Regions from separate parts of the Homo sapiens genome. Here region 2 is linked to region 1. A link is a loop called in an ENCODE intact Hi-C map of the cell type or tissue named here. Cell type or tissue: B cell. All regions are shown on one strand. Links, peaks and the distances in the headings refer to the core of each region. The heading gives the core; the rest is flanking DNA. Region 1 overlaps LOC124900697 (a long non-coding RNA gene). Region 2 overlaps TMEM33 (transmembrane protein 33).

Evidence for each region. Hi-C counts contacts between places; a loop is a spot of excess contacts. Peaks named below come from ENCODE experiments on the same cell type or tissue, not always from the same donor. Only the 100,000 strongest peaks of a DNase experiment are listed, where the experiment ranks them.
Region 2: it touches region 1 in a loop (23-fold over the local background); 14 of 110 quality-filtered maps call a loop at or near these places.

The regions. Positions count from the first base shown.
Region 1 is chr4:42,273,248-42,289,821 of GRCh38, forward strand. It overlaps LOC124900697 (a long non-coding RNA gene), which reads right to left. Exons shown (of 2, transcript XR_007058106.1): 2 at 12,576-13,154. Among named protein-coding and RNA genes, the nearest start is that of SHISA3, 120 kb to the right of the region's middle. RefSeq lists enhancers at 11,007-11,146, 11,963-12,464. In B cell, for the core only: CTCF peaks have their summits at 7,297 (motif pointing left), 7,498, 8,944 (motif pointing right) and 9,145; DNase peaks (open chromatin) are centred at 7,284 and 8,934; H3K27me3 peaks cover 711 bases.
Region 2 is chr4:41,947,937-41,964,510 of GRCh38, forward strand. It overlaps TMEM33 (transmembrane protein 33), which reads left to right. Exons shown (of 7, transcript NM_018126.3): 6 at 1,366-1,449; 7 at 6,134-12,867. The coding sequence ends at 6,263. Among named protein-coding and RNA genes, the nearest start is that of TMEM33, 21 kb to the left of the region's middle. In B cell, for the core only: CTCF peaks have their summits at 9,923 (motif pointing right) and 10,128; a DNase peak (open chromatin) is centred at 9,925.

The sequences.
Region 1 (16,574 bases), core at 5,513-13,512:
GCCGGGCTCGGTGTCTCATGCCTATAATCCCACCACTTGGGGAGGCTGAGGCAGGAGGATTATGAGGTCAAGAGATCGAGACCAGCCTGGCCAACATGGTGAAACCTCGTCTCTACTAAAAATACAAAAATTAGCTGGGTGTGGTGGCGCGAACCTACACTAAAAAAAAAAAAAAAAAAAAAAAATCCTCCCAAAATGTTGGATTGCATATTTTCAGATACAATAACCTATACTCTATTGTTTGTTTGTTTACTTATTTATTTTTGAAACAGTCTCATTCTGTTGCCCAGGCTGGAGTGATGCGATCTTGGCTCATTGCAACCTCCGCCTCCCAGGTTCAAACGATTCTTCTGCCCCAGCCTCCAGAGTAGCTGGGATTAGAGGTGCCCACCACCACACCTGGCAAATTTTTGTATTTTTAGTAGATACAGGGTTTCACCATGTTGGCCAGGCTGGTCTCCAACTTCTGACCTCAGGTGATCATCCTATTTCGGCCTCCCAAAGTGCTGGGATTACAGGTATGAACAACTGTGCCCAGCCCACTCTATTGTTTTAAATTGGAAAAATAATGTGTCCCCATCCCACCCAAAAATTCCAACCAATTTATCTAAGAATCTTTCAAAACACTTGTAAACACCTATACAACTAGCCACCAAAGACTATTGTTTAACATATATAAAAATTTTAAACACGAATTATCTGATTTTTTAAGCATTTAATGAATGCCGTATGGTTTTGCACAGCATATGAAGATACTGAAGAGTACTGCGTATGAATTATGTTTTACTTCTGTTGCCAGGAACACTGCCTCAACGCATCCCACTCTGATTTTGCTTATCAATTGACTATGCACAGTATTTCTCTAATATGTCATGTCCAGTGAAGCTTTCCAGAACCAACAGCACTTTTGAAATTTTTCTGCATTTTCTCTTGCATAAAAAAAGTAGATGGAGATGAATACATGGCCAAGCTGGGTCTTTTGAATGTTTACCTTTCTCAGTGCACTCTGTCACCTCTAAAGTACAGACTTTCCCAGACATCTTATATTCATCTGCCTTACATTCATCTTTTTTTTTTTTGAGACAGGGTCTCACTCTGTCATCCATGCTGCTGGAGTGCGGTGGCACAATCTCGGCTCACTGTGACTTCTGCCTCCCGGGTTCAAGCGATTCTCCTGGCTCAGCCTCCAGAGTAGCTGGGACTCAAATTCCTTACCTCAAGTGATCAGCCTGCCTTGGCCTCCCAAAACGTTGGGATTACAGGCGTGAGCCACCGCATCTGGCTTCGGATGCATTTTTGGTAGACATTTTCACTTACCATTGTGAGATCTCTGTGAGTGATAATGCATGATATGGAAAAACAGAAGCTTGAGATAATGTCCTTTTGGAAGAACAGCTGACATAGAGTAAAATGCAGGGCACTCTACGTTTTTGCCTGGATTTGCATGCATCCTAAATATGCAGATCTATTGTAATGGATTTCTGATTTGGATAAAGATTATTGGGTGAAAAATTGTGCAAGTCATTATAGCAAATGTTTATAAATTGAGTCCTCAGATAACAGAGGATATCCATACTTTCAAGAGGGGTGAGCATAAAGTAATGTGGTCACACAGAGTGATGAACTCTGTTTAGAAAGGTTGGGGAAGATTCCATCGTCTCAGCCCAAAATCTCCTTAAGCTGATAGGCAACTTCAGCAAAGTCTCAGGATACAAAATCAATGTACAAAAATCACAAGCATTCTTGTACACCAATAGCAGACAGAGAGCCAAATCATGAGTGAATTCCCATTCATAATTGCTTCAAAGAGAATAAAATACCTAGGAATCCAACTTACAAGGGATGTGAAGGACCTCTTCAAGGAGAACTACAAACCACTGCTCAATGAAATAAAAGAGGATACAAACAAATGGAAGAACATTCCATGCTCATGGGTAGGAAGAATCAATATTGTGAAAATGGCCATACTGCCCAAGGTAATTTATAGATTCAATGCCATCCCCATCAAGCTACCAATGACTTTCTTCACAGAATTGGAAAAAACTACTTTAAAGTTCATATGGAACCAAAAAAGAGCCCGCATCGCCAAGTCAATCCTAAGCCAAAAGAACAAAGCTGGAGGCATCACGCTACCTGACTTCAAACTATACTATAAGGCTACAGTAACCAAAACAGCATGGTACTGGTACCAAAACAGAGATATAGACCAGTGGAACAGAAAAGAGCCCTCAGAAATAATGCCTCATATATACAACTATCTGATCTATGACAAACCTGAGAAAAACAAGCAATGGGGAAATGATTCCCTATTTAATAAATGGTGCTGGAAAAACTGAATAGCCATATGCAGAAAGCTGAAACTGGATCCCTTCCTTACACCTTATACAAAAATTAATTCAAGATGGATTAAAGACTTACATGTTAGACCTAAAACCATAAAAACTGTAGAAGAAAACCTAGGCAATACCATTCAGGACATAGGCATGGGCAATGACATCATGTCTAAAACACCAAAAGCAATGGCAACAAAAGCCAAAATTGACAAATGGGACCTAATTAAACTAAAGAGCTTCTGCACAGCAAAAGAAACTACCATCAGAGTGAACAGGCAACCTACAGAATGGGAGAAAATTTTTGCAACCTACTCATCTGACAAAGGGCTAATATCCAGAATCTACAATGAACTCAAACAAATTTACAAGAAAAAGACAAACCCATCAGAAAGTGGGCTAAGGATATGAACAGACACTTCTCACAAGAAGACATTTATGCAGCCAAAAAACACATGAAAAAATGCTCATCATCACTGGCCATCAGAGAAATGCAAATCAAAACCACAATGAGATACCATCTCACAGCAGTTAGAATGGCGATCATTAAAAAGTCAGGAAACAACAGGTGCTGGAGAGGATGTGGAGAAATAGGAACACTTTTACACTGTTGGTGGGACTGCAAACTAGTTCAACCATTGTGGAAGTCAGTGTGGCGATTCCTCAGGGATCTAGAACTAGAAATAACATTTGACCCAGCCATCCTATTACTGGGTATATACCCAAAGGATTATAAATCATGCTGCTATAAAGACACATGCACACGTATGTTTATAGTGGCACTATTCACAATAGCAAAGACTTGGAACCAACCTAAATGTCCAACAACGATAGACTGGATTAAGAAAATGTGGCACATATACACCATGGAATACTATGCAGCCATAAAAAATGATGAATTCATGTCCTTTGTAGGGACATGGATGAAACTGGAAACCATCATTCTCAGCAAACTATCGCAAGGACAAAAAACCAAACACTGCATGTTCTCACTTATAGGTGGGAATTGAACAATGAGAACACATGGACACAGGAAGGGGAACATCACACACCAGGGACTGTTGTGGGGTGGGGGGAGGGGGGAGGGATAGCATTAGGAGATATACCTAATGCTAAATGACTAGTTAATGGGTGCAGCACACCAACATGGCACATGTATACATATGTAACAAACCTGCACGTTGTGCACATGTACCCTAAAACTTAAAGTATAATAATAATAATAATAATAATAATAATAATAAAAGAAAGGTTGGGGAAGATTGTGCAGAAGGGAGAGAGGAGCAAGGAAGATCTGCAGGATGATAGTTCACTAGACAGGCCAGGTGGAGAGGCAGAGTGGAGGGCATTTTAGGCAGAGAGAAAAATGTGTGCAAAGTCAGAGTGGCAAAACACCCTATCATATTGTGTTCAGGGAAATGAAAGCAGTTCCATATGGCTGAAGTATAAGGAGCAAGGAAGATGAAATGGAGAGAGAGGCATGGGCCTGAGAGGGAGGGGCCTTATTTGGTCTTTATTCTGGAATAAAGAATAAATGGATGAACCATAACTGAAGGCCTTTAAGCAAGAGCATGTTAGCATCCCATCTGAAGTTCAGAGAAATACTCTAGCAACGAAAAAGAAACAGGATCTGAGGACAGACACTGGAGGGCAGAGATGACAAGGACCCGAGCAAGGGTAGCTGCAGTGCTGATCAAGAAGACAGAATAGACTGGAGAGAGGGCTGAGAGGCAGAACTGATGGGAGTTCATGGTCTCCATGATAGACAGCAGCTCCTTTGATCCTAATGTCTAGATTAGGAAATCAAGATCAGGGGTTCTTTTTCATTTAGTATCTCCCAAATCGAACACAGTTCTTGGCAGACACTCAACACTTGGTAAATGGATAAATTCCATTGTTTAGCAAACACATCTTCAGCCAGGAGCTAAGTGAATGAGTCAAGAAATGAATCAGTGAATGAGTTAATAAATCAAATGACTATTTCCTGGTTAGTTTCTGATGGTCCTCCAAAGCAATTAAAGACTTCTCCTTCATTTCTACCACTGTCCCCATCACACGGAGAGCAGAAGTCACAGTTGGAATATTGCAATATCCTCCTAACTGATTCTGCAGTCTCTATTCTTTTGCCAAAAGTCCCAAAGCTAGAATGGTTGTGAAGTGAGGCTTCTCAGTTCAGGATTGTCTTGACCTCAGCTAAGCCTCAGCCACTCAACTTTTCCCATCATTTCTCTCCTCGATGGAAATAATGATTCTTATTCATCTACCTCACACAGATGTTGGACAGATTGATTAGTTAGTGTTCAAAAATTGCTTGGAGGATGAAAAGTGCTGATTATTATTATTATGTTGTCTAAGAGAAATTCCCTGCCTTTGAAAGGGAGCCATAGAATGGTCACTGACATTTAATTTTAATGCGCTACATCTCACAGGTGGAATATTTATTTACCAATAAAGAAAAATGTCTCTACATAGAATAGCTCCTTGAAGCCCATTCATCTGTTTTTAAAAGATGGAACTGAATTACCATCATGGAATGTAATTTGGGCAACATGGTTAAGGTTGATGTCTAGGCCTTGTGTCAGCAAGGGGTTTGCCCCCTTATCCAGGGGCACTGATGGTAAAAAATGGGGTTGCCTTTTGTAAGCCAAATGTCACCTCAAATGCTTCTGACATCAACCTAGATCATACGCAGAGTATTGGATGACTGTATATATACGCTGTATATATAATTGTTTTTCTTCCTTCCAGAATACTCTGAACTTACAGCTTTTCATCTTGGCCAGGAATGAATAATGGTTTCTTAGGAGTATCTTTTTTTCATTTGTTTGTTTCCTTACAAAGGTGATTTTTATGACTATACCACAGAAAGTTCAATATTGCATAACAACAGCAACAAAAAAGCAAGTGAACATTTTGAATTTTCCTTTTTTTTTTGGTTTGGAGCTTAATATAAAGTAAGGAAAAGTTGTAAGAAAAGTTTGCATTTAAATAATGGGGAGGGAACTCTTAATTTGAAGTGTGTAAATGTAGAATTGATGCTGGTGGCTTGGTATTCCAATCTTGATTTGCTGCTAGTTTTCCTCAGTAACTTGGGCTTTTAGTGTGATTTATGCCTAAACTTTTAGAGTAAAATTTATGAACTGCATTAAGTGCTAAGGAAGAAGCATAAAAATCAGCAATTTGAGAGTCTGGAGCAGTGGAGTGCTGTGTACAAATAGGCTAAATGGAAATAATAGGCTAATAGATGCGTTGGAGAAAAGCAAATGGCTTTCTGACATCAAGGAATCAGAGCTTTGGGAAATTCTTTAATTATCGTCTAATTGGCTGGGTGAGATAGTGTTGCGAAAGATGTATGAAATCAAGAAGTGAGAAGTTTCATTTTAAAATGAAACAGGTTTCTGTAGGGGAACGGTGAAATGTATGGCAGGATTTTACTAATGCAATCAATTGGACCAGCGTAGAACATCACAGAAGCCACGTCTTAGGACTTTGCCCAGCAGATGGCAGAAGCGAAGGTTCCAGATCAGGTGCGTGGGCCTGCGGAGCCATGATCTGTCTTCTAAACCCTGCCCCTGTGGCTGCCCAAGCATTATGGGTGGGGGGGCCCGGCCACTTTGCACTTTTGTTCTTGGGCTACATCTTGACTTTTCCCGGTTGTGTGCCCGCGTCCTCTTCTTCCCACGTTCGATCTCCAAGATTCCTCTGCCAGCCATGGGGTCCCCTGGGAGGGTGTCCATGCACTTTTCCTACTGCCTTTTTTCTTTATTCCAGAGCAGTTGCTGTGGACACTCAGCCCTCTTGATTTCTTTTCTATCCAGGAGTGCTAAGAGACAGCAGGAGTGGGGCCTTGGGAGTGGGGGTTATTGTATAAGCCTCCGAGCCAGGAGTTTAACCTTTACCCTTCGCCACAACCCTATGTGGTAGACAGCATTTTCCCTTTGGCTAGATGAAGCAACCGAGGCTCAGGGAGAATCAGGAGCTTGCCGAACGTCCACAGGAAGTTTTCAGAACAGCAATGGACCCTTTTCACTCAATATTTCCTGTAACTCTTGACCCTTCCAAATTTCTGCGGCGTTTAAATTCCCTGGTGTCATGTGGATCCATGACCTCTGGAAAGGGTGGTTACAGGAACTCTAAAGAGGTCTCAGAACATAGAAAACTTTGATGACTCAGGGCAAGGCGAACTCCCCACCCCAGTCCTCCCGGACCAGACAGACAGTGTCTCCATCAGAGTGAGAGAAGCTGCAGAAGGAGCCGCTGCAAGGAGACATTGTGGGTCTCTGAGAGAGGGAGGCCCATATGCCTCACCTTCCGGGGTGGGCTAGGGGCTAGGATCGGGTGGAAATGAAAGCCCAGCTGGTTTTAGAGGGCAGAGACGTCCTGAGGAGCGTGGCTGGTGTGGCTCCCAGTGGGGCCTGGGGCAGCCTCTGCAGCTCAGGAGAGGCCCAAGCCACAGCAGAAGAACCCCAGCCGGAAGGAACCGTGGAGACTCCAGCGAATGTTCCTCCAGACTTCTCAGGTGGCGCAGCTGAGGACAAGCTGGGAAGGGGAATAGCGCAGAGGGAAAGATCCAGACCACAGCTCCTTCCAGTCCGCCTTGCTCTGAATCACGGCTGCTGCCAAATGCAGGACCACAGTTTGCTGACAAAAAAGGGTTCTAGGCAAATGCATAACATTTTAGCATCTTAGGGGGGGCTTAGTAATCCCTGATTAAGAAAATGTCGTCATTACTTGAAAATACCTTTGATCTATCTATCATTACATATATTAAATAAAATTACTGACCTATTAGAAAACCCAGAGTGGTTCTAAATAAATATTTTCATTTTCCAAAGAAGAAAAAAATCAAGTCAGATGCCAGTCTGCAACACTGTGACCCCACATAGCCCAATATGTGCCAATATGTGCCAATATGGTGAAACGAGGAGGAACCATGATTGACTCAGCTAACCTTTCTGCCCCCTAGTGGAATGGGGACTCACTACAGAAATTGAGTTAAGTTAGGGAAACTTCAATTTTTGTAATTATTGACTTATTTATTTTTGAGATAGGGTATTGCTCTGTCGCCCAGGCTGGAGTGCAGTGGTCAAACTCAATTCACTGCAACCTCTGCTTCCTGGGCTCAAGTGATCTTCCCACCTCAACCTCCAGAGTAGCTGGGACTACAGACGTGTACCATCACATTTGGCTCGTTTTAAAATTTTTTGTAGAGGAGGTCTCACTATGCTGCCCAGGCTGGTCTCAAACTGCTGTGCTCAAGTGATCCTCCTGCTTTGGCTTTCCAAAGTCCTGGGATTACCGGCGTGAGCCACCACCTGGCGAGTTAGGGAAACTTTAAAGTTTCGGTTTTAGCGTTTGGGAAGTGAGGAGCGCCTCTGCCCCACCACTGTGCAACCTTGGAAGTGTGAAGTGACAGCCTTGTGTGTGATCTTTTCTGTTTTCCCCAAGTTTGCATTTTCGACATTAAAGTTTACTTTTTAATAAAAAAAAAGTTTTGGTTTTAGGTTTGTGGATGGGGATCTGTACCCTGAAGCAGCATTGACCCCAGGTTTTTCTGCCTCCCCAAACTGCTCATTTCACTGCACCCGGAGGAAGCGGCACTGTTAAATCAAGAAGTCAACATAATTTTAGCAACTGTTATCTCCGTATTATCTAGATGCCTAATATATATTTTTTAAATTGCACTGTTCAAACCCATTTAATTCAAGGTTCATTTTCCCCACTCATTTCCACTCAATTTAATGAGATTTTACTCAGTATTACATTAAGGCAAATCATCAGGGATCCAGGGATCTCTTTTCAAATATTTTCAGTGTCTTAAACAAAAAAGGCACTCTGTAAGTAAAAAATCACGAAGACATGAATGACTTCAAGATAAGGCATACTTCCAGTCATCCCATACATGAGAGCTTCTCACATATGAATCATTCATCTATTTGAAGTGAGTTTTCACACTTCGGGATAACCCAGTTGTTCTCAACCCTCATCATCATACTTGCAAAAAAGAAAGAGTTCAAAGGGCATTTATAGCAAGATTTTGCAGGTGTATGACCCCTGACCTCATAACGACTGAAGCAAAATTTCCAGGAGTTCGTCAGCCTTCATTTTAAGAAGTTACATGACTTGCCTGGGGTCACGTGGCTTGCTGGTGGCCTGAATGGTACTGACTGGACTTTTGCTGTGGTTTGTGAAACCTCAGGGGAAGGGCAGTGAGGATGTTTTGTGGTAGTTTCAGAGATTCACCTTCCCGGCAATAATGGTTCTCACTAGCACAGAACTGTCGGTTTGTGAGGTCTTTTTCTGGTTGAATTCTTCCAGGGTGACTGAGCTGTCGTCTGCCCTGGGGGCTACTCAGCAAGAAATGCATCTTCTCAATGGTTAATAATGTTCATTAAACTTCATCCTGCCCAGCTCTGACTCTGAACAGCAGCACTGGCTTTCGCTCTGACTTGCAAACCAATGCATCTGCTTCTCGCAGAAAATGTACTTAAACGCTGCATATATATCCTGAGAAATTGATGCTTTCCAGAATTCAGCCCGGACAAGAGCAGCCCTAGTTGGCCCTTTTCACCGTGTGTAGATGTGAAAGAGAGAAAATTCCTCTAGAGGGCGCTCGTAGATTCTTCATGAATGGAGTGCTGGTGAAATGCAGTTCTCCACAAATGGCGCAGACTGCACGGGAGCGAAAGGGGATTTATATAAATAGATGGATGTGGATATGCAATTTTTTTCATCTGCAAATAATGCCTCTTTGTTTTTCTTTCTGATCAGCATCAGTGAAAATCATGCACATGTGGGAAAGTGAAATATGGAGGATTTCTTTTTGTTTCCTTTGTGAATGAATAGTGAACCCTCACCTCTAGGGGAGTTTGCTGTAGTTCACTGCAGTGTCATATTTATAATTATCAGGAGAAGGAGGGAAATTAAAAGATTTGACTGCTTTACTCTTCAGCGGTTGAGCTGTCGGCCCTGGGGACATGCCGGGAACTTCATGTTCTGGCTGAGCTCTGTGGAAATCCTGGGGAATGGCTATTTGACCTCTCATTCAGCCACCTGAGGAAATCAGCTTTGGTTAGATCAGATGGACCATAATTGGCTTTGGAGTTGTTAAAGCACACTCTGGGTACACATTTCTCTATGTTTTGAAAAGCGTGTGTTTTCCTTGGATCAGATCAGCATGTAGGGGAGTCAATCACAGCTTGGGTGGGTGGTTGGACTAGAATGCTGTTTCCCAAGACCTGCTCTGCCTCTCAGCCTCCCCCAGTGACAGGGTGCCTGCCTGGCCCCGCTGGGCCCTTCTCTTCCTCCCCTTCCTCCCCTTCCTCCCCTTCCAGCCCAGGATTAGGGAGAGAGGGCTGAGTCTGCAACCTCAGCTTCCTGGGCTCAGGAGATCTTCCCACCTCAACCTCTCGAGTAGCTGGTATAATTTGCAAGGGAGGCATGGGTTTGGGTGATTTTAAGGGTTCTTTTCTTTTCCTTTTTTGAGACAGAGTCTCGCTCTGTCGCCCAGGCTGGAGCGCTATGGCGCGGTCTCGGCTCACTGCAAGCTCCGCCTCCTGGGTTCACGTCATTCTCCTGCCTCAGCCTCCCGAGTAGCTGGGACTACAGGCGCCCGCCACCACGCCCGGCTAATTTTTTGTATTTTTAGTAGAGACGGTTTAACCATGTTAGTCAGGATGGTCTTGATCTACTGACCTCGTGATCCGCCTGCCTCGGTCTCCCAAAGTGCTGGGATTACAGAGGTGAGCCACCGTGCCTGGCCTTAAGGGTTCTTTTCAACCCTTAGGTTCTATGACTCCATGAACGTGTGGATTCTGAAGTGAGAAGAACATAAATATGAATCAGTGTGACTTCAGCCTTGTAAATGGTATAACTGCTTTCCCTGCCTCTAGTCATGCCCCTCCCCAGATCATTCGCCAGCACCAGGATGATCCTTTACAAATGTGCATTGGATTATGGTTTTCTTTTCTGCTAAAAACTCTTCAGTGGCTCCACATTGCCCTTCATGAAAATGTCCAAACTCCTTAGCACACACAACTTACAAGGCTTGTTACAGTCTGTCCTACAACCTCAGCCCTTCCTCCTGGATGACAGGCAGCTCTCCAATGCACACACTCTGTCTCTCTCATTTCCAGGCCCATGCTGCCCCTTATGCCTAGAACACAGCCTCTGGGCTGACTTGCACACTCCTTGCCTGGCTGATGTTTTTCATCCTTTAGGTCTCGGCATAGGTGCTTCTTCCTCTGAGAAGCCTTACCCAACTCTTAAAGACTGAACGAGGTGCCCCTTCTTATGTTATCTTAGCATTCTGTTCTATCCTTAGCCCTGGAGACACAGAGTTTGTTCTTAGAAGCTGAAAGGCGTCCACGAGGATGTCTGGTAGTGCTGTCTGAATGTTCAAGTCCATTGAGAATGAAGTTCAGAAAGTTTTTAATCTACCTGAGAACCCAAACTGCCCATCCGGACGCTCAACCTTGTTAAATCAAGTTTAGTCTAAAGCTGCCTCCTTACATATTTTAAGTTAGGTCTAAAGGTTTCTCTGTACATTATGAACTGTAACAAGTGAAAGTGTAAACAGACCAGAGCCTACACATGTGCCAATCACCCGAGTTTTGGCCAGTCAAATGTAGCTAACTGTTTGAACCTGTTCAAATAAGGCAAATACTGAGCTGTAACCAATCCGGCTGTTTCTGTTCCTCACTTCCGTTTTCTGTACATCACTTTCCTTTTTCTGTCCATAAATCTTCTCCAACATGTGGCTGTGCTGGAGTCTCTGAGCCTAATTGTTCATTGCTCAATTAAACTCCTTTAAATTTAATTCCACTGAAGTTTTTCTTTTATCAGGCAGAACACCAATCCTGGAACCTATTAAATTATCCTAAATTTGGCCTAAGACCACCTCCCATACCTTGAGTATCACTAAGTAATAAACTGCAACCTAACTTAGTATGTAAACAAATGAAAATCCAATGAGGAGTATATTTTATAGCAAATAGCTGGGTGTCCAGCTTCTGCCAATCACAGGCTGCCATCTGAAAGACCACGTCCAAATTAAGCAAACGCCAGGATGTAACCAATCCAGCTGTTTGTGTACCTCACTTCCATTTTTCTGTCTATAAATATTCCCTGCAAAGTGCCCGCTTTGCAGAGGGGGGCTCTCCTAACCTCTTCTGCTTCTGAGGACTGCATGATTTGCGAATCCTTTGCTCAAATAAACTCTATTAAATTTAATCTGTTTAAAGTTTTTCTTTTAATAATCCTCTTCTCTTCTTTTCTTCTCTTTTTTCTAGACAGAGTCTTGCTTTGCTGCCCAGGCTGGAGTGCAGTGGTGCTGGCATGCTCTAGCTCACTGCAACTGCAACCTCCGCCTCCCAGGTTCAAGCGATTCTTGTGCCTCGGCCTCCTGAGTAGCTGGGATTACAGGCAGCACCACCAGGCCTGGCTAATTTTTGTGATTTTTAGTAGAGATGGGGGTTTCACCATGTTGGCCAGGCTGGTCTTGAACCCCTGACCCCAAGTAATCTGCCTGCCTCAGCCTCCCTAAGTGCTGGGATTAGAGGCATGAGCCACTGCACCCAGCCATACAATCCACAGCTTTCTGTCTACATTAGCAGAACTTTGCACCACTCTTCTGTCTTCATTAGCATGACTTTATTTTCCCAGAACCTGCCTATCGAGGCAAATGGATTGATTGTTCGTTACAGGAACTTGCAAAAGACTCTTCCAAACTCTTCAGTGGAAAGCATCAACAGACAATTTGTGCCCTAAATCTCTGAATCCTTTGCTTCCAAATTCTTGCCTTGCTGTTTCCACCAATTCTGGACTGTTCTATTGTTACTGGGGTGTCTCTGTTTTTAGAGCTTCCAAGATGGTGGCAAGCTTCTTGTTCTCTGACCGGGGGTTCTTGGCCTCACGGATTCCAATGAATGGAACCTTGGGCCATGTGGTGAGTGTTATAGCTCTATTAGGAGCCGTGGGTCACGGAAGAGAACTGTGGAACCCAGCTACTAGCGTTCAGCTCGATTAGGACGAACCCTGGGCTCTTAGCCATGCAGGAACAATGGCAAGCCTTTAGCCTGATTGGGAGCAGCAATGGGTGGCTCGCTGGGTCAGGAGCACAGCGGACACCCTGCCAGATCTGCAGAGGTGGAAGTCAGTGGTGGGTCTGCGATGGCGGCAAACAGCAGTGGTGGACAGCGAGCGAAAGCTCAGCTCGAGCCATAACAAACATAGACCAGAAGAGTGTGCAGTTGCAAGATTTAATAGAATGAAAACAGAGCTCCCATACAATGGGAGGGGACGCAATGGGGGTTGCCGTTGCCGGCCCGAATGCCTGGGTTTATATCCCGATCATTGTCCCTCCCCACTGTGCTCTCAGGCGATAGATGATTGGCTATTTCTTTACCTCTTGTTTTTGCCTAATTAGCATTTTAGTGAGCTCTCTTTACTACCTGATTGGTCGGGTGTGAGCTAAGTTGCAAGCCCCGTGTTTAAAGGTGGATGCGGTCACCTTCCCAACTAGGCTTAGGGATTCTTAGTTGGCCTAGGAAATCCAGCTAGTCCTGTCTCTCAGTCCCCCCTCTCAACAGGAAAACCCACATACTATTGGGGATGTTAGCCAACGACTGCTCTTAACTGCTTCCTGCTGAATTGGGGCTTAGTAGGGGTCGTGCAGTTGAGATTTCCTCGGAAGGTGTGCCTTTGATGTCATCAACATCGGAGCATGGGCTAACAGGCCGGTCTAGGGCTCTGTGGTAGATCTTAGTCATGGACTGCATCTGGGGCTCCATATGAGGAACCATTTGCAGTTTTACAGCTTTGAGTCTGGAAGAGACAAACAACAGGAGGTTAAAGATACAGGGATTGAAATGTATGGCTTGAAGTGCAGGGGATTATTTCTTTGGCACATTTCACAGGCCCTGACTATCTGCTTGATAGTTTTGAAAAGGCCTGGTCCAGTAAATAATAAATTGGCCATCTGATAGATGCTATCCATGCCCAAGTGAAAGGTTTGGTGAAGGGTTTTAAGTAATTTCCATTGATTAGCTGCAGGCAAAAGTATTTTCCCTTTTTCGGTGGCTAGCCATCCTGAGGGGAGGAAACTATGTCCTCGTGTCTATTTCTCCTGCTGAGTACTGGGGCTTGGTTTCCCGGAGGGGATTACCCCATACTAGGGATCCTTCTATAAGCATTTCTAATGGAGGGCCTGCCTTGTGGCTCTTTTGGCTTCAATATCCACTTGGTGGTTCCTTTCTATTTCCTTTTCCTTTCCTTTCTGATGACCCCAGCAGTGTAAGACTGCCACCTCTTTAGGTTTCTGTACAGCCAATAATAATCTCCTAATGGCTTCCTGATGTTTGATCGGTGTTCCCTCAGAAGTTAGGAATTTCCTATCTCTCCATATTGCTGTGTGGGCGTGGAGGACTGGGTAAGCATACTTAGAGTCTGCATATATATTTACCCTTTTTCCTTCTCCTAATTCTAGTGCCTGAGTGAGGGCTATTAGTTCTGCCAGCTGAGCACTAGTTCCTGGAGTGAAGGAATTACTTTCAAGTATTCCATTATCACTGACCACTGCATACCCCACCTTTCAAAGTCCTTTTTCTACAAAGGAGCTTCCATCAGTATACAAGTTGAGGTTGGGATCAGTCAAGGGAACCTCTAGAAGGTCCCCTCGAGCGCCGTAGGTTTGAGCAATCACCTGTTGACAGTTATGTTCTATCTTTTCTTCATTGTCTGAAAGAAATGTGGCTGGGTTAAGAGTTGAACAAGTGGGCAGTCGCAGCACTGGCCCTTCAAGTAATAGAGCCTGATATTTAAGTAAACGGTTGTCTGACAGCCACAAGTCTCCTTTAGAAGTGAGTACGCCGTTTACATCATGAGATGTCCACACAGTAAGATCTCTTCCCTGTATTATTTTAACTGCTTCAGATACTAAGACTGCTACTGCCGCCACTACCTGTAAACAATGAGGTCAACCCTTTGCAACTACATCAATTTCCTTACTCAGGTATGCCACAGGTTGCAAGCTCATCCCTTGGACCTGTCTAAGGACTCCTAGAGCTATTCCTGTTTTTTCTGTGACATATAAAGAAAAGTCTTCCCCGTTGGCAAGCTTAACACTGGGGCTTGGGTTAGGGCCTTCTTTAGGGCCTGGAAAGCTGCTTCTGCTTCAGGTGTCCATCTTAATAAATGGGTGTTGGCTTTCTGAGTTTCCTTAATTAGGGTATATAATGGCCTGGCTATTTCACCGTACCTGGGAATCCACATTTGGCAGAAACCTGTTATGCCAAGGAACCCTCTTAGTTGCTTTAGGGTTTTGGGATGAGGATAAGCCAATACAGGCTGGATACATTCCTCACTGAGGGCCCTGGTGCCTTTGGATAATTTTAGCCCTAAGTATTTAACCTGCTGTGAGCAGAGCTGAGCCTTTGGTTTGGAAACCTTGTAGCCACAGGTGGCGAGGAAATTTAAGAGCACTTGGGTGGCTTGATGGCACAAGGTTTCTGAACGGGCAGCTAAAAATAAATCATCCATGTACCAGAGGACAAGAGTGTCCAGGTAGGAGAACTGGCTCGGCTAATGCTTGGCCAACTAGATGGGGGCTATCCCTGAACCCTTGGGGTAAAACAGTCAAGCTGAGTTGAGACATTGGGTTCGAAGGATCTCCAAAGGCAAACAAGAATTGAGAGTCAGGATGTACAGGGATGCAGAAAAAGCCATCCTTAAGGTCCAGGACTGTAAACCACTCTGCTTCTTCTGGTATTTGGGAAAGCAGAGTATAAGGGTTAGGAACAACAGCCTCATTGATAATCCTGAGATCTTGCACTAACCTCCACTGTCTGTTGGTTTTCTGTACTCCTAAAATTGGAGTATTGCAGGGGCTACTGCATGGTTTTGCTAGGCTTTGAGCTTTTAGGTCCTTAACAATCTTTTGGAGTCCTTGTTGGGCCTCGGGTCTAAGGGGGTACTGCCTTTGGTAGGGAAAGGAGGCATAATCCTTTAGTTTAACTTGAACAGGACAGGCATTTGTTGCTCATCTGTATTGTCCTTCTGTTGTCCAGACTTCAGGATTAATTCCTTCTTCAAGCAGGGGACAACAAACAGGTGTTCCTTCTCCTATGTTCAGGTGTATAATGGCCCCTGCTTTTGCTAGAATGTCTTTCCCTAACAAAGGAGTGGGGCTTTCAGGCATAATTAGAAAAACATGTGAAAAGAGTAGAGTTCCCCAGTCACAACTTAGTGGCTGGGAGAAGTATCTAGTGGCTGGCTGTCGTAGAAACCCTCGGATAGTGACAGATCTGGAGGACAGTTGTCCGGGACAGGAGAGTAAGACTGAGAAGGCCACGCCAGTGTCCAGGAGATAGTTAACCTCCTGACCCTCAATGGTCAAGCATACCCAGGGCTCTGTGAGGGTGATGGCATAGGCTGGCGCTTGCCCTGGGCACCCTGAGTCCTGGGGCTGAATCATCTGGTTAGTGGCTTCTGACTCAGAGGACCTTCATCCCCTGGGGCAGTAGGCCTTCCAGTGATTCCCTTGACATAAGGAGCATGGACGAGGGGGTGGCTTATTTCTATTTGGACAATCTTTTTTAAAGTGTCCTTGTAGACCACACTGGAAGCAAGTCTTATTAGGCATTCGATTTGCCCAGCTTTTCCCTTTTCCAGAGTGTCCAAAGTCTGCTTGCCTGAGGGCCATGACTAAAGTGGTGGCCTTTTTTTAAAATCTCATTTGTCCATTCCACCTGATCCTCCTGATCTCTATCATAAAAAACTGAGGTTGCCAAGTTCAATAGGGTTTCTAAGTTTTGCTCCCGGCCTAACGCAGACTTTTGAAGTTTTTTTCTAATGTCTGCAGCTGACTGAGTGGAAAACTTATCCTTTAAGATTAGTTGGCCTTCAATAGAGTCAGGTGACAGAGAGGTATGCTTTCTCAATGCCTCCCTTAGTCTCTCCAGAAAGGCAGTAGGATTTTCTTCCTTTCCCTGTGTTATAGTGGACATCATTGAATAATTCATAGGCTTCTTCCTAGTTTTCCTTAGTGCTTCTAGCGCGCAAGTTAGTAAATGTCTGCGGCACCAATCTCCATGTTCTGATTCTGTGTCCCAATGAAGGTCTACGCTGGGAACTGCCTGCTGGCCTGTGGGGAATTGTTTTCTTTCTTCTGTTGTCATCCTATCATTGACCTGACTGAGATACCAGAGATCATCAAACTCTCTGGCTGCAGTTATGGTGGCACTTCTT
Region 2 (16,574 bases), core at 5,023-13,022, 330 kb before region 1:
CAAATATTCATTAGTACGGAGTTTGTTACATAATAGTCCAAGCATTAGATGGTATATTTGAAGCTGTAAAAAAGATTGCGGTAATTTATGTGTTGTGATATGGGATAATCACCAAGATATAATAAGTTAAACTTAGTTGTGTAGGGTGTTCTCCATTTATATTTAGTGGGGTGTATGTGTGTAAGGACATAGACGTTTCTGTCTCAGTTTTTTGGGAATGATAAACCATCTCTGTCCTAGAGTTGTTAAACAGATTTAGTGAATTATAAAGTGAGCACTATCAATGTTAGTCATTATATACACTTGTATATATACATTTCTGGAAGGACATATTCGAGATTGTGGTATAAGTTTGAGGAAGGGGCTAACTTGGATGATGGGAAACTTGTTTTTTAAGTGAATATTTTCTATTTATATTTTCTATGTTGTGTCTCTTACATTTTCACTTTAAAAAGATAAAAATTTGTCAAATTATTAGGGAAAATGGATGTTGCATTTGTTTAGTGGTAAGTTCGTAATCGTGTAAATTTTTTTTAATGAAAATGATACAATTTAGAAGAAAAGGCTAAAAAACCTAATAAAACACATTTGGCATCTTAATATATTTCTTCCAATTTAAAAAAATACAATTGTAATAATATGTGTAGTTTTATATTCTGCTTTTTTCAGAGTTGCTATGTAATTTTCATAACCAAGATTCTAGGTAGTTGCATATTAAATCCATTAAATAACCATAATATAAGTTGTTCAATTCTACTTCCTTACAGTTCACATTAGGTTGTTGCCACATTTTGTTTGTAGTTATTTCAGTGAATGTCTTAATTCAGATAGTTTTTCTTAGGGAAGAATTCCAGACCTGGTATTTCATAAACATATATATAATTCTTGGGATATTGTAATTGTGTTTTTTAACCAAGAACAATAATTAGTATAGGCTGTTTAGATTTACTGATGAGCCAGTGTAATTTTTTTGGTGGAGGGGAGTGTTTGTTTCTTTTTATATATATAAAATAAGTCACTTTTCATTTGCATATTTTATGAAGCTTTACAACTTGATTTCATCAATTAGTAATTACGGAATTATTTAACATTTTCTGATTTATTTAGTATTTTAAAAAATTTCAAAAGTAATACAGATAAGAATACATTTATAAAAAAATTAAACAACATTTTACTCTTTACCAATCATGTACATTCTTTTATATCCTTTTTTAAGGATAACTTGGATTTAGACATGATAGATTTCACTATGACCATTTGATGAATGAAGATACACATATTCTCCAGTTGAATTGCTTTTAAGTTTTGAGAGTATACACATGAATTGAAATGTATATTTATCACGCTTGTATTTGTTTATTTCAGTGGTCAAGGAAGTTTGCTCCAACCTTTTATATACTATAGATTTCTTACCCTTCGATATTCGTCTCGAAGAAACCCATATTGTCGGTAAGCTGATGATTATTTTAGGCATGTTTTATTTGTTGAGAGTATTGTGAATATATAGTATTCGCAATTCTTAAGAGTTACTTAGCTAATGTGTTAGACTTTAGAAGCAAGCAGTGTTTTTGTAAATTTAAGTTCTAGGCCTTAGAATGTACTGGGGTTGGTGAGGAAGTGGTTGTATTTGTTCTTAGAAACTGAGACTGCAGTTATCTACGCCACCTCTAAAGCACTGCTAAAACTTAGCAAATTTTAAAATGTATAAGACATAGATTCCACTCTCAACTTTCCTAGTTGAAGAAACAAAACACGTGTCAATTAGATAAACAATGGTTAGGATACAGAATTCACAAGCCAATAGATAATGAATGCCATATGTTTGCTTTATTATATCAGTACTGCAGTCCACAGAAGGGAGAGATCATTGGGCCAGAAGATAGATGAGCCCAGGAAGGTTTCACAAAATTGAGATTGTGGGAGGAGTAAAGCTTTTGAATAGGGAAAAGCATTTTAGGTGGGGCAAGAGAGACGAGAAGCACAAGCCATATTTGAGGAACTTTATGTAGAGCTGTTTTGACTCTAATGGAGATTCTGAATGGCTAATTGCTGGAGCTAAGATTAGAAAGGTATATTGGAGCTATATTATAAAACTTCTTGAGTTTTAGGGTAAGAAGTTTGGAATTTATCTTTTAGGTGAATGGGAATGATGGTTTTGACATCGTCAGAATATTCTTCTGATACCCTTGTGCCAGAAGAGTTTGAAGCAGAAAAATGGGGAAGCAGAGAAATTTTAGGGAATTACTGTAGTTTTCAGGAATGGAGGCTTAAATTAATATACACTAAATTATGCATTCTGATCTCAAGCATTGGAGTAAAACTAAAATGATACTCAAATACTAATATTAAGATAATCTATTTTTAAGTTTAAAATAATGTAGAATTCAGCTAGAAATCCAATGAGTGCATTACAGCAATCTGTATATTTTCATAAGTACAGTAAAAAGAACTTGAATTTGAATGCTGGCCCATCATTAACTAGTTGTGTGACTAGGCAGGTTATTTATTTGGATTTCTTCATTGGTAGAGGAAATAACTCCTTCTGGGGGTGAAGCGAAGTAATATTTTAAAAGTACTTAGACTGTTATGTTCTTACTAGTTCATTTTCATTATTCTATGATCTGATTTTCTGTTCAGAGCGTTTTTATGCTCTATTAGACAATGTCTTTTTTATAATACTTTCTAAAATAGAACTTATTTTAGACATTCGTTCTTAGTGAGTCTCTAGTAGCAAATTAACATTCATTTTTACTTGATTTCTTGAGTTTTAGCCTTTTTTCTTTCTGGTCCCTATATTCATTTCAGACATTATCTTATATTCTCTTGCCCTGACATCTGTTATTTTAATCAGCATATTTGTTTTTCTGTGCTTCTTTGTGCCTCCTTCTCCATTCCCATTTTCTTCACATACCCTTAAATCATATTAGTACATCTAGAATTCAGTTTTCAGTGGACTGAAAAGGAAAGGATAGCAGTGAATCAAGATAACACAAATATGTGCTGGTAAACATCTTCAAAGCTGTCTTATAAGCACCCATTTTAACCAAACCAGTGGAAAGGTAATGGAAAATATTTCAGCTTGTAAATATTGATAAACAGGCTATAAAACTACATTTTCAGTACTACACTTTTTTTAATTAAAGGTTTTGAGACCATCTCTATTCACAATTTGTACCATTTTCACCTACGATATTTATTCTCAAGTTGGTGGTTTCAGTTGTTTTTGGATCTCTAGTGCAGATTGTCTATAGCTGTGCTGTCCAGTACAGCACAGCAACCACATTTGACCTTTAAATAAAATTCATAAAACTTAGAACTTGGTTCCTTTTGAGCACAGTTCAGGTGGGTACTCAAAAGCCATGTGTTGCTGATGGCAACTGTGGGTCAGCACACATATGCAAAAATTTTGTCATTACTCAAAGTTCTGTTGTCAGTGCTATTAAGGAACTCTCTGACTGGTCCTTCAGCACAGATATGCAAAAATTTTATCATTGTTCAAAGTTCTGTTGTCCGTGCTGTTAAGGAACTCTGACTTGGTCTGTGCCAGCGATGCAGCCAGTAATAAAAGAACTATGTGACTTTAGTGAAAGCGATTGACTTCATTAGTCCTCATGTCTTCTAGCTTTATTCATTTGACTGATTGGTTAAAACAGTGATTGTATGTTGATGAACTTATGTGGAATTAAAATATCTTCTTTCAGAGGTACTCACTGCTGAATAAATTAGACAGCTATGTAAGTCAGTGTGATGATGAAGGTGCTCTGAAAGCATAGAGAACAGACAGAGACAAATAAGAATTCACTGAGGAGGTGGGAACATAAGCCAAGTCTTTTAAAGAATGAGCCTGAGTTCTGACACATGGGTGCCTGAAAAGTGCTTAGCATACTTGAGCTCAGGAAGTATATAGAGAATTGATAAATATCTGTGTCCACAAAGGTAGATGGTAGAAAGGACTAGATCATGAAAGGGTTTGGATTTTATTTTGAGGTAAGGAGAGCCTTTGAAGATTGTAACATAGAGAGGCTGGGAACCCCCATGATGAAATCTGATTTAGAAATATTCCAGAAAATGGATTGCAAGCTCAGCAAGAGAAGAAAAATATCAATTTGGAGACTATTAGAGTAGTCTAGAGCCTGAATTAATCCAGTGGTAAAAGGAAAAGGGGACAAATATGAAAGGTATTAGGAGATAGGATATTAGGGCTTGAGAGAAAAGAGTAAATTAAAGACCCACAGGTTTCTGGCTTGGAAGCCTAAGAGTTGTAATGGTGCTCTCACGAAGACAGGAGATACAGGAAGGGCAGGTTTTGGAAAATTATGCATTACTCCAAATATTATTATTCCTGTCTTTCTGTGCAAGCATATTAAATACTTGTTTAGAAAAGTAGATTTGTTGCTTTTTTTCTAACCATAGAAGTAAAACAGGACACAAAAAGGTAGAATAGTAGTTGCATCTTTATACAGGATGAGTCAGCACATAAGGTGAAAATTGTGAATGGTTAAAATTACCCTTGATGATCCTTCATATCACTTATAAATGTCAGTACAGTATACATGATTTTGTGTATACTAGCCTGTATAATATATGTGATATCTACAGTATGTAATAATACTTTGTAGGCAGTGAGCACAGTTAAGACATAGGCAAAGCCCACATGGTTTTGGGCACAAACATGCAACATAAGTTGATGATAGGAGCGAGGGCAGGGAGTGGCAGGAGATGGGGCAGAAAATTAGATTGAGACTAGATTGTGGAGGGTATTGGGTGTGACACCGAGTACTTGGGCTTTAGTCGGAAGGCATAAAAGAGTCATAGTTCAGTGTATTGATCCAACTGGGAAGTAACATTTATTGAGCATCTTCCATATTGCATTTAAATTTCACCACAACTCAGAATTATTTTACAGAAGAGGAAATCTCTGAGGGACAATATGTACATTTAAGGAAATAGTGGGTGAATAAATATAACTGTCCATGTTATATATTTTAAAATATATAAAAAACACTGTCCATGTAGTATATTTTTTCTTGTTCTGTTTTAAAAAACTAGTTGAAATTGCCTAAGTTAAATGTGAAAATGATGTGACTCTAAAATATATATATATAATTTTTAAAATTTAATCTGAGGTTTTAGAGATAGCCATTTATTAAATACCTTTGTTAAATGAGTGTTTCCACCCATAAAAGATGTAGGTGTTGTTTGAGAATTTCATTGTATTTTGTGTTTTCTCTACAATGCATTCTAGTTATTCTTTTACTTCAAATTCTAATGGCTATGGTAGATTCCTTCATGAGTATTTGTTTAGCATTAGAGGCATACTTCAGAAATGTTGTGGGAGTGGTTCCAGACTACCACAATAAAGTGAATATCACAAAGCTGTCAGATGAATTTTTTGGTTTTCCAGTGCATACAGAAGTTATGTTTACACTCTACTGTAGTCTGCTAAGTGCGCAATAGCATTACCATCAGCAGTAAGGCTGTTCTGCTTTCTTATCATTCATCCGTTCACAGAAATGGGCTTTTAATTTTCTTCAGGAACTTTTCCTTTGCATTCACAGCTTGGCTATTTGGCACAAGAGGTCTAGCTTTTGGCCTGTCTTAGCTTTAGCCATGCTTTTTTCACTAAGCTTAATCATTTCTAGTTTTCATCTAAAGTAACAGACATGGGAGGCCTCCTTTCACCTGAGCACTTAGAGGCCATTACAGGGTTATTAATTGGCCTAATTTCAGTATTGTGTCTCAAAGAATAGGTAGGTCTGAGGAGAGGGAAAGAGACCAATCAGGAATGGCCTTCATGAACTGCTTCATCTTATATTTGTGCAGTTTGTGGTGCCCCAAAACAGTTACAATAGTAACACCAAAGAGATCACCGTAACAGAACAGATCACAGATCACCATAATAGATTAATAATGAAAACATTTGAAATAGTGGAAGAATTGGCAAAGTGTGACGCAGAGACATGAAGTGAGCACATGCTGTTGGAAAGTGGCACTGATAGTCTTGCTGTATGCGGTGTTGCAACAAACCTTCAATTTGTAAAAAATGAAATATCTATGGAGTACAATAAAATGAGGTAAGCCTGTGTATTGCTTTTTCCTTGTGTTTCTCAAAGAAAACTATTTTGTCTTGCAGGACCTTATTTAATGAACTGAGGATTGTTGTTGAACACATAATAATGAAACCTGCTTGCCCACTGTTTGTGAGAAGACTTTGTCTCCAGAGCATTGCCTTTATAAGCAGATTGGCACCAACAGTTCCATAGTTTAACATCTAGTTAAGCTACAAATATAGTATAAGCATTATTAGCAGCTGGTACTTCTGCTAGGGGTTGTAAATTCCAGGTGTTACACTGACCTCAATCCAATTTACATAATTTACATAAATGCATCTCGGTGGAAAAATAATCATTTTCTTGGCATGTTAAATCAAGCTTAAAAAGTTTTGAGAAAATTTTACTGCGCTGTGTTGCTAATGGTTAAAGAAGTCTGTATCTAGTGATAAATATACCAGTTTTTTTAAAAAGATGCTGTTGTGCCTATATCATGAAGTACATTAATTTCTCATGTAAAAAAAATAGCTCTAAAATTTGTTTCAACCTAATTGGTAACCTGAGTTTATATCTGGCATGAATTCATTATGGTGATACACATATGTGAATTCAGTACATTTTGAGACAGTATTCTACCATTCAGTAATTTTGGTTAATGATTTTAACACTTCTCAGTGTATTTAATTTCAAATTGTTTTTTTAATTGGTTTTATGCTGCTTTGTTAGGACAGATGTGTTTTGAATGTACCATTATAAGAAGAATTCTATGTATCTTAAACTATGATCTTCTAAAATTTTATTTCCGTAAGTACTTCTGTGGCCTTGAGTATTTTTTAAAAGGCTCAACTGTAAGCCTCTTAGCCAGTTGGATAAATATTTGGGGTCACCTAGCCATTGAAAGCAGAAAGCAGTAGTGACACAGCTTTCCCTTCAAAGAGCCATTGAGAAACATTTCTCAAACAGGAAATCCTTCTTTTACTAATGTGGACATATAGATTATTCGTATTATAGTTTGTAGAACTACCTAGTTCAGAATCTTGACTGCCAGTTTTCTTGGTTTCTTAGGCTTGAATTTTCATAGACAATTGCAACAGTTTAGATGCCTTTTGAAAGGAATGTAATGAAGATTCAGCATCTGACTATATGTGTGTCTATCCTGAAATAATAATGGAGAGTATACTGTAGATTACATGTTTACCCATCAAATCTGACTTAAAAGGTTAAATGGAAGGTTTTATAGGTAAGGTAATTGATTGGGAATGGGGTAGGGGGAGGAGTTGTGGGGGAATAATGTGCATTTCAGTCTCAACGCATAGATAAATTTAGGGGAATTGGATGTATTATTCAACTTTGATTTGGGTTGTAAAATGTGTTAAATCCTGTTCATTGAACTCCCATCAACTCTTATAAAATTCATGCTGATCTTCATTACCGTTGCATGATTGGAAATGTTTAAAACATTGTACAGTTTTAGTATAGAGAAATGTAATGGTTTTTGTGACCAGTTTCTGTCTGCATGTAATTTGGATTTCTCAAATACATTCATTAGTAATTTATCAGTAACATTAGTTTTATTTTTGTTCATCTCCTTATCTATAAAAAGGGGATATTCTTAGGATAAATACATGAAAAATTATACTTGATAGCTTAACTATAATCAGCTATTTTTGTATTTTTGTAATATTTGTCCACTAAGCTGGAGAAGCAGCCTCATACAGTTGATTTTGTGTATGTGGCTAGTCTTATTGTCACTATGTAAGTAATCCAATGGTTTTAGAAACTAAACTTTCTAGAGCAATAAAATGACTATAATGTTAAGTAAACATAATGTTGATTTCTAATTATGTTTTAAAAAATGAAGTCTTGAATTATATCAAGAAATTTTGGCAGCTGAAGTCATGTTTATTTTGAAGCTGTTAGTTTTTTCCTATAATTTAAAAAGATCTTTTAGATTTATAGAAGAGTCAGAAATGTACAAGAGAGTTTTTTTGTTGTTGTTTTTGTTTTTTGAGACAGAGTCTGTCTCTGTCGCCAAGGCTGGAGTGCAGTGGCGCAATCCTGGCTCACTGTAGCCTCTGCCTCCTGGGTTCAAGTGCTTCTCCTGCCTCAGCCTCCCGAGTAGCTGGGACTACAGGTGCACGCCACCACGCCTGTAGTCCCAGCTGTATTGTAAAAATACAAAATTTTAGTATTTTTAGTAGAGACAGGGTTTCACCATGTTGGCCAGGATGGTCTCGATCTCCTGACCTCGTGATCTGCCTGCCTCGGCCTCCCAAAGTGCCGGGATTACAGGTGTGAGCCACCGCGCCCTGCCAAGAAGAGTTCTTTTGCATACCCTTTACTCAGGTCCTCTCATGTTAACGTTTTACATAACTGTAGAACATTTATCTAAAGTAAGATATTAGCCCAGAACAATACTACTAACTGAAGTATAAAACTTATTTGAATTTCAACAGTTTTTTTTTCATTTCTTATTTTCCTTTTGTGTGCTCTGTTTATACCATGATCCATGATTTTTTTAAAATCATGATTGTCTTTTAAAGATCTGTGTGTCTCTGTTTTGAGTTTTTCCTGTTTATTTTGAAAAGTACTGTTGGTCAAGATAATTGGTCAATAATCCATGTTGGTTTTAACAAAAAGCATTTTAACATTAAAAATATTACAGTATAAAATAACACTCTGTGCTTTAAATTGAGGTTTTATGTCATTTTAGCAGAATTATAATATTTCTGATATACTCATGTTTGACAAGTTGAAACAGATTTGTTTCTTAAAGGAAGGTTTAATATACAAAAAAAGGTAATCTTAAACTTACGAAAAAGTAAATTTTACAATTTGAGCATTACTAGATGTTTAGTTTGCATGAACTCATAGTTAGAAATTCTGCAATAGGAATATCTACAACCGGCTGATTTGGAATTTGAAATTATAGTGTTACATGTATACCTATCAAATTAAAATTAAGGAAATACAATAGCAATATATAGAATGAATGTAGTAACAGAAATTAACTCTTTACTGCATCATTGAACTTATTGTTAGTTACAGGTTTAAAAGAAGTTCATTTAACATCCAGTGTGTCTAATTCTTCTGGAAGTGGTGTAGTACCATTGTTCTTCTGGCATTTTTAAATATTAAACCTTTTTGGATAGATGGAAGCCTTATACAAAATCTACTTTATTTTAGCAAGGATTCTCTGTCCTTTTGTATAGTTGGTACCTTACTAATTTAAACTCTAATATCAATCTAAAGAGAAATTTATTATGCAATTTGTATTTAGGTTTTTTTTTTTTTTTTTGGAATGAAGTTCAGAGGTAGATCCTCCTGGAAGAAAGAAAGCAAGCGAACTTTTTAAAGAAAATTAGACTTGAATATTTAAGAATGTCCCTTACAGAGAAAAGGCCAACTATAATACTAAGCTAAAAGTTATGAAAAATTAATAGGTTCTTTTATAGAGCTAAGAATGATGAAACCATCAATACTTCCTTCTTCCTAAAAATCCAGATCAAAACTTCAGGTTAGGTTTCTAAGTTTAGGACATGAATATTATTTTTTTCTGGAAAAGAAGATGAGTATATGTGTAATAAGACAAGTAGAACTGAGAGATTTAGTTTTTTTTTTTTTTAAGTTTTAGTTCAGAATAACATTAATTTTGAGAGATTGAGGTAAAGAACCTTAACTAATGCTAAGGAGTTTATTTTGATTAACATAGGTTATTCTGACCACCACCTCTTCCTTCCTTAATCTCCTTAGAATCTGACAGTCTCAAAGCTGTCACACAAATTAGACTAATTTTGACACTTTGAAATGAAAACTTCAAGGAAGAAGTAGCCACGGACAGTTATGTTTATAATCAGTAGGTGGCACTCTTTCCTCAGGTAGCCCCCCATTTTCACATGATGTGTTTGAAGGTTAAATGCCACCAAAAGTGCTGAGTCAGCTATAAAACTAAGTCCCTGAATTCCATGGCCCTTTTAAATATGTAATCATTCAAGATTGAAAAAAAAAATTAAGCATTTTTTGTTTGTTTGCTTGTTTGTTTTTGAGACGGAGTTTCACTCTTGTTGGCCAGGCTGGAGTGCAATGGCGCCATCTCAGCTCACTGCAACCTCTGCCTCCCGGATTCAAGCAATTCTCCTTCAGCCCTCCAAGTAGCTGGGGTTACAGGTGCCCGCCACCATGCCCAGCTAGTTTTTGTATTTTTAGTAGAGATGAGGTTTCACCATGTTGGCCAGGCTGGTCTTGAACTCCTGACCTCGTGATCCCCCCACCTCGGCCTTCCAAAGTGCTGGATTACAGGCGTGAGCCACTGTGCCTGGCTTGCATTTTTAAAATACTGAATTATTCAAAAGAAGTACCCTGTCAATATGTGCTTTCTAGGAAAACAGTAAAATAGGCCACAATTTGGAGTGACACCATTCAGATCAAGGTCTATCCAGTTTTTTCTTTTCATGCTAAGTGCCTACATCACCGAAACACACTAATATAAAATTATCCTTTCTCCTTCATTTTCAGATGTGTAAAAAATGGTACTTAAAGTGTTTTCATGATCATTTTGTAGGTAGACTAGATATAGCCCGTTGAACCTCTTTTAAAATTTAGACTTTTGATAGTAATATAAAAGCATATTGAAATTTGTAGATATTATATGAGGAATGGCACCTAGATTTGAAAATTATGCTTGGCTTGTAGAGACAACTAGTTTCTCTCGCTCTTTTTTTTTTTTTTTTTTTTTTTTTTGAGACAGATTCTCACTCAGTTGCCCAGGCTGGAGTGCAGTGGTGCAGTCTTGGCTCACTGCAACCTCTGCCTCCTGGGTTAAAGCGATTCTCATGCCTCAGCCTCCCTAGTAGCTGAGACTACAGGCGTGCACCACCACGCCCAGCTAATTTTTGTATTTTTAGTAGAGACAGGATTTCACCATGTTCACCATGTTGGTCAGGCTGGTCTTGAACTCCTGGCCTCAAGTGATCTGCCCGCCTCGACCTCCCAGAGTGCTGGGATTATAGGTGTGAGCCACTAAGCCTGGCTGAGACAACTAGTTTCCCTTAACTCATTGGAATTCTCTAGGATTAGGAGAATTCCACAGAGCCTATATGATATTATAGCTCAACATTTAGTATACCAAAGGCATACCCGTGTAAATCTAGGAGTTATTTCCAGAGATTGTTTTAAGGAGCAGTCTTATATTCAGGGTAGAAAGTTATGATTGGATCTGCTGTTAAGGAGAACAAAGGAGCTTCTAAAGGTTTGGGAGGTTTACTGGTAGTAACTATTCTAGGAAATATTTATGTTTTAAGGTGATGTTCACATGGGTTCTTTAGAAGGAACATAGTCAAGTGTGATGGATTAACTCTATATAGTCTTTCTCCTCTTGTGCGTGTAGGAAATCTGACCTGCAGTGTCAGTTGATGTGACAAGAGATAAAGAAAGCACAGTATTTTAAAATCTAAAGCAGATTCCTTTCTTAGAAAACAATAGGAAAAAATTATAGATGGATGTCTTTGCTGAAATCTAACAATTAGCTCATATTCCATGAGAAAGAGTGGCCTAAGAATTATTTCATGTTACCTAGCCTTCTGAAGCTACTCACTTGATGTGCCTAGCACTTTGAAACTAACCTTTTCTTTCTTTGTTCATGACAGTTTAATTCCAAATATTTACTATTTTCTCTTGTAACTGTTAGAACAGTTCCTTTTGACATTAATTTTTGCCTACATATATATTTTTAAGTTGAGACCAAATCGGTGAAGTGTTGAGCAAGTAACATTTATGATGTGTGTATATTGGAACAAATGTAAAAGGGTTACAAAGATTAGAAACAGAGTCATAAAAAATGGCTTGATTTATAAAGGCATTACTTTTGGTGCTTTATATAATGGCATATATTGAACTAAAAATTTGTATATACAGTATGTCAGCATTTCTTAGTAACTTCTCTTGAATCCATTTTTAATATCTAATATTGTACAGGTTGGGGAGTTACATTCTTCAGGCCAATACTATCCAGACTATATAAATTTATAAAATAAATTGAAAAATTCATTCCCCTGTATTCAAGACCAAAGCACATAAATGCTAATGTAGGGCTCAGAGGGGAAATACAGTTCTCCTGCATATTTGAGAAAATGTGAAGTCCTTTCAAGAAAATCTAATAAACATAATAATCATAGCCTGCTGACACTAAGGAAAAAGGACCTCATTCACTCTTTCTTTTATGCAGTGATTTACTGGTCCCTACTGATTTCCAAATTGGATCACGATAGTAAATTATCCATGCTGGTACCTGTGAAAGTAAGCCCTGGGATCCATATTTGTTTTGTGTTCTGCTTAAATCAGCAAGAATGATAAATTTGATGGTGTGAAATTGGAAGTATCAAGGGCTTTCTTTGGTGATTGAGGGAAATAATGTCTCTACTTGTAATTTATTGTGACCCTTTTTCACTGTATATGCTTTGTATGTCTAATATTTATTTCAATGCAAATTCAATTGTTCCTTCATCTGTATTGTTATATCTAAGATTTTATTGATGTTAAAATCTAATTGTGGAATAAAAATCTCTCTGGAATTTAGCAGATACAAAAATGTTATCTTGCAAAAGAACTAAGAACATTTGTAGTTAGAAATCAGCTTTCCTTTGAGCTTAATTGCCTTTTTGTTAGAATAAGGTGAATTTGAACACACTCCTCTTATCCTCAGCCCATCACAAATAATAGAGATGCCATGATTTTGAGGTCTGATGTGAAACTGGTAAAAATGTGATCTAAGGTGTAACTGGAAAAAAAAAGGAAAGAAAAATTACATTGATGCCTCAGCTGTTTGCTTGATTCTGTACTTTTTTTAATCTAGTGAAATTTATACTCTAGAGATGAGTTATAGCCCTATAATGATTCACAGCATACAGTATATACAAAGTCATCAGTCAACGCAGGATAACAGAGAAATATATTTCTCTTATAGGTGTTTAGAATTTTCTGCCTCTTCTTGACAAGTGGCATTAAGCAATACACTGTACAAGGAAGTTAAATCCTTGTCCATTTGGAGATTGTAATCTAAGAGCATTATGGAAATCAGTTGTATAAAGGCAATTCTGACAGGTGAATAAATATTAATTAGTAAATGAGTTATGTACATAAGGGGAAAAGTGGTAATGCAATAAGTAGAGTTAGGAAAATTGATTTCCTAAAGATTTAGTAGTGTGAGGTCTTAGGGACATATGCATTATTGATTCATAATGCTCTTTCCTTTAGCATATGGAAATATTTGGAGCTGTTTATAAAATAATTCTGAGCTTTGTGAAGGGAAAAATATTTCATTACTCAAGGCTGGTCGAATGGAGAAACTCCAAGAAAGTGGTGCACTGAGATCCCTGAGAATTATCAGTCTAAGCAGGTGATGTGTCAACAAAGATCTTTTAAAAGTGTATGTTATCATGGCAAATTTTGAACATGCACAAAAATAGAATAGTGTAATGAACCTCCATATTCTTATCTCCCAGCCCTCACAATCCTTGGCTATGGTCAAATGTGCCCTACCCTCATCCCTATTCACTTTCCTTTCTCCTGGTTTAAATCATTTCATGTTATTTTAAATGACTTAGTAAAATTTTAATTATGTATCTCTAACATATTAAGATGCTTTTTAAGATCAATATAAAACGTTAACGATAATTATCATAGGTCTTTTAGGTTGGATGACTGGAAATGATTAAGAGTAATGCCCTGATAGGAAAAAGGCTTACGTGATTTTATTGCAATATATTATGAAGGGAGGGGGAAATTCCAACATTTTTTAGTAAAGGGAAGACTTGTCTCCATATATTGTTGCCCTCAGGAAAATGCAGAGATAAACATCTCCCTCTTGGGGAAGTTATAGAAAGAGATGTTGCCATTCTACTCTTTACTCTCTCCCTCCCAGTGGAGATCGTGTATCCAACTATTTTTCCCTGAAAACCTGAGTATATGGGATTTGGGTTGGTGCTGTCACCAGAAACAGAATAGGAGGCAGTTAAGTTCTGCAAAGGAAGGGAGTCCTGTTAACCAAAGAAGGGGGCGGGGGTAAGTTGGGGCTATGCCACTAAATTAAGACAAATTTAATATTAGTACCATTGTCTTCATTAAGTTGCCCTTAAAACAAATATTAATAAATATCAAGTAATTAGATTGTGAGTTTGTGAATTTAATCACAGATTTACTTTAAAATTTTATATACTTTAAAAAAATAGTTTGTATCATTTTTTTAAATCCTACAAATTTGGAGCTTTACAACCATTATTGCCTAGTGTTCCAACAATAATAGACCATTCCACTTAAGTAACAAACCAAGACTCTGAAGACACAGAAATAAAACTTGTAGTAATCCAGAATAAAATAGGTATTTCTTTTTTTTTGTCATTAATTTATACAAGATACAGTCATATACTTAGGTTTCTTTAAAATAATGGGTCTTGATACTATGAATTCATAGTATTGTGTTTGGCAGTTCAACTTAGTAATATCCAAAGCATGTAGTTCATCTTTTGAAGTGTTTAGAAATGGGCTTTAAAAACAAAAACAAAAACACTTTATCTGGATGGCTAAACTTCCTTTTTGGGCTCTTGTGCTATTGGGCTTATTTTGAATTAATTTTTTTAATGAACTTTATATTTTCCTGTCCTGAGGACAGTCCTTAATTTCAAAAGAAACATTTCTTGGAAAAATATTGAATCTGGACTTTGTGCATGGTGGTTGCACGCCTGTAATCCCAACTACTTGGGAGGCTGAGGTGGGAGAATCGCTTGAGCCCAGGAGTTTGAGACCAGCCTGGAAAACAGCAAGACCTCATCCCCTTTAAGAAACAAAAGAAAAATATTGAAACCATTTCAAGGAAAATATTTTAATATGTGCTATTTTATATTTTTAGTTATGTTCTTAATTATATGGATATATTGCTGGGAATAAAAAAAATTTTTCAAAGTAAACATCCTAATAACCTACCAGAGGGGTTTTTGGTGGTGGTGTTTGCCTTTTAATATTATGGCAAAGTTATACGTAAGGAGACTTATTACAAGTCTATTTGGGTTTTTGTGTTCATTTTACTTATTCTGAAATGGTTTTTTGGCTGCTATAATGTTATACATACATACAGTAGTAGTATGCTTTCAGTAGCATCATGTTTTTAAATCTTTGCTATTAATATACTCAAATAACCTTAAAGCAGGTTTATAAAATCATTCTTTGTTCATTTTCTACTTACTGGTAATTATCACATCCTTAAATTTTGAAACATTAGAATCTTACCTTAATTACAAGTAAACTGCCCCCTGGTGGCAATTTTTCTGAAAAATAATTCTAGTGGCTCTCATTTTGCTTGTAACTAAAAAAATTGGGGGAAAAGGAAACAGGTTTTGACTGTTCCAGCTGGTTTTTACACTAACCTATCTAAGCAAGGTTCAAAAGGGCTTCTTGGTCATGATTTTAACCTTTTCATGCTATAAAAAAAAATAGGCCGGGCGCGGTGGCTCACGCCTGTAATCCCAGCACTTTGGGAGGCCGAGGCGGGCGGATCACGAGGTCAGGAGATCGAGACCATCCCGGCTAAAACGGTGAAACCCCGTCTCTACTAAAAATACAAAAAATTAGCCGGGCGTAGTGGCTGGCGCCTGTAGTCCCAGCTACTTGGGAGGCTGAGGCAGGAGAATGGCGTGAACCCGGGAGGCGGAGCTTGCAGTGAGCCGAGATCGCGCCACTGCACTCCAGCCTGGGCGACAGAGCGAGGCTCCGTCTCAAAAAAAAAAAAAAAAAAAAAAATTTAGACCATTATCATTTGTTAATACATACTACTAGTTTTCAAGGTGCCTAAGTGAGCTAATAATTTTTTCCATTATATTTATGCAACAAGTAGAAGGACGTTTTAGGGTTTCAATTTAAGACTGAGAAACTAAAATTCCACTGAGAAGTCAGTGAATTTCTTATTGATAGTTGTGAAGGAAAGCTTTAGAATACAGTCCTCATTCAGATACTGTTCACTGAAGTGTGCTTTTTTTTTTTTTTTTTTTTTTTTTTTTTTTTTTGAGAGTCTCGCTCTGTCGCCAGACTGGAGTGCAGTGGTGTGATCTCAGCTCACTGCAACCTCTGCCTCCTGGGTTCGATTCTCCTGCCTCAGCCTCCCAAGTAGTTGGGACTACAGGCGTGCACCACCACGCCCAGCTAATTTTTGTATTTTTACTAGAGATGGGGTTTCATCATGTTGGCCAAGATGATCTCGATCTCTCGACTTTGTGATCCACCTGCCTTGGCCTCCCAAAGTGCTGGGATTACAGGTGTGAGCCGCCGTGCCCAGCCATTGAAGTGTGCATTTTTGTATGGTAAGTAACAGTGTCAGAAATGTGCCCATGAATGTTCTTTGGGTTGCCATCATAATTTGGGCATTCACATGATTAGTTCTTTTTTAAAAATTTATAGAATTTGTGGAATACATTTGCTATTGGTACAGTCTCAGAAGAATGGTTTCAGATACTCTTAGATGTCTTTAGAGTTTTGAGC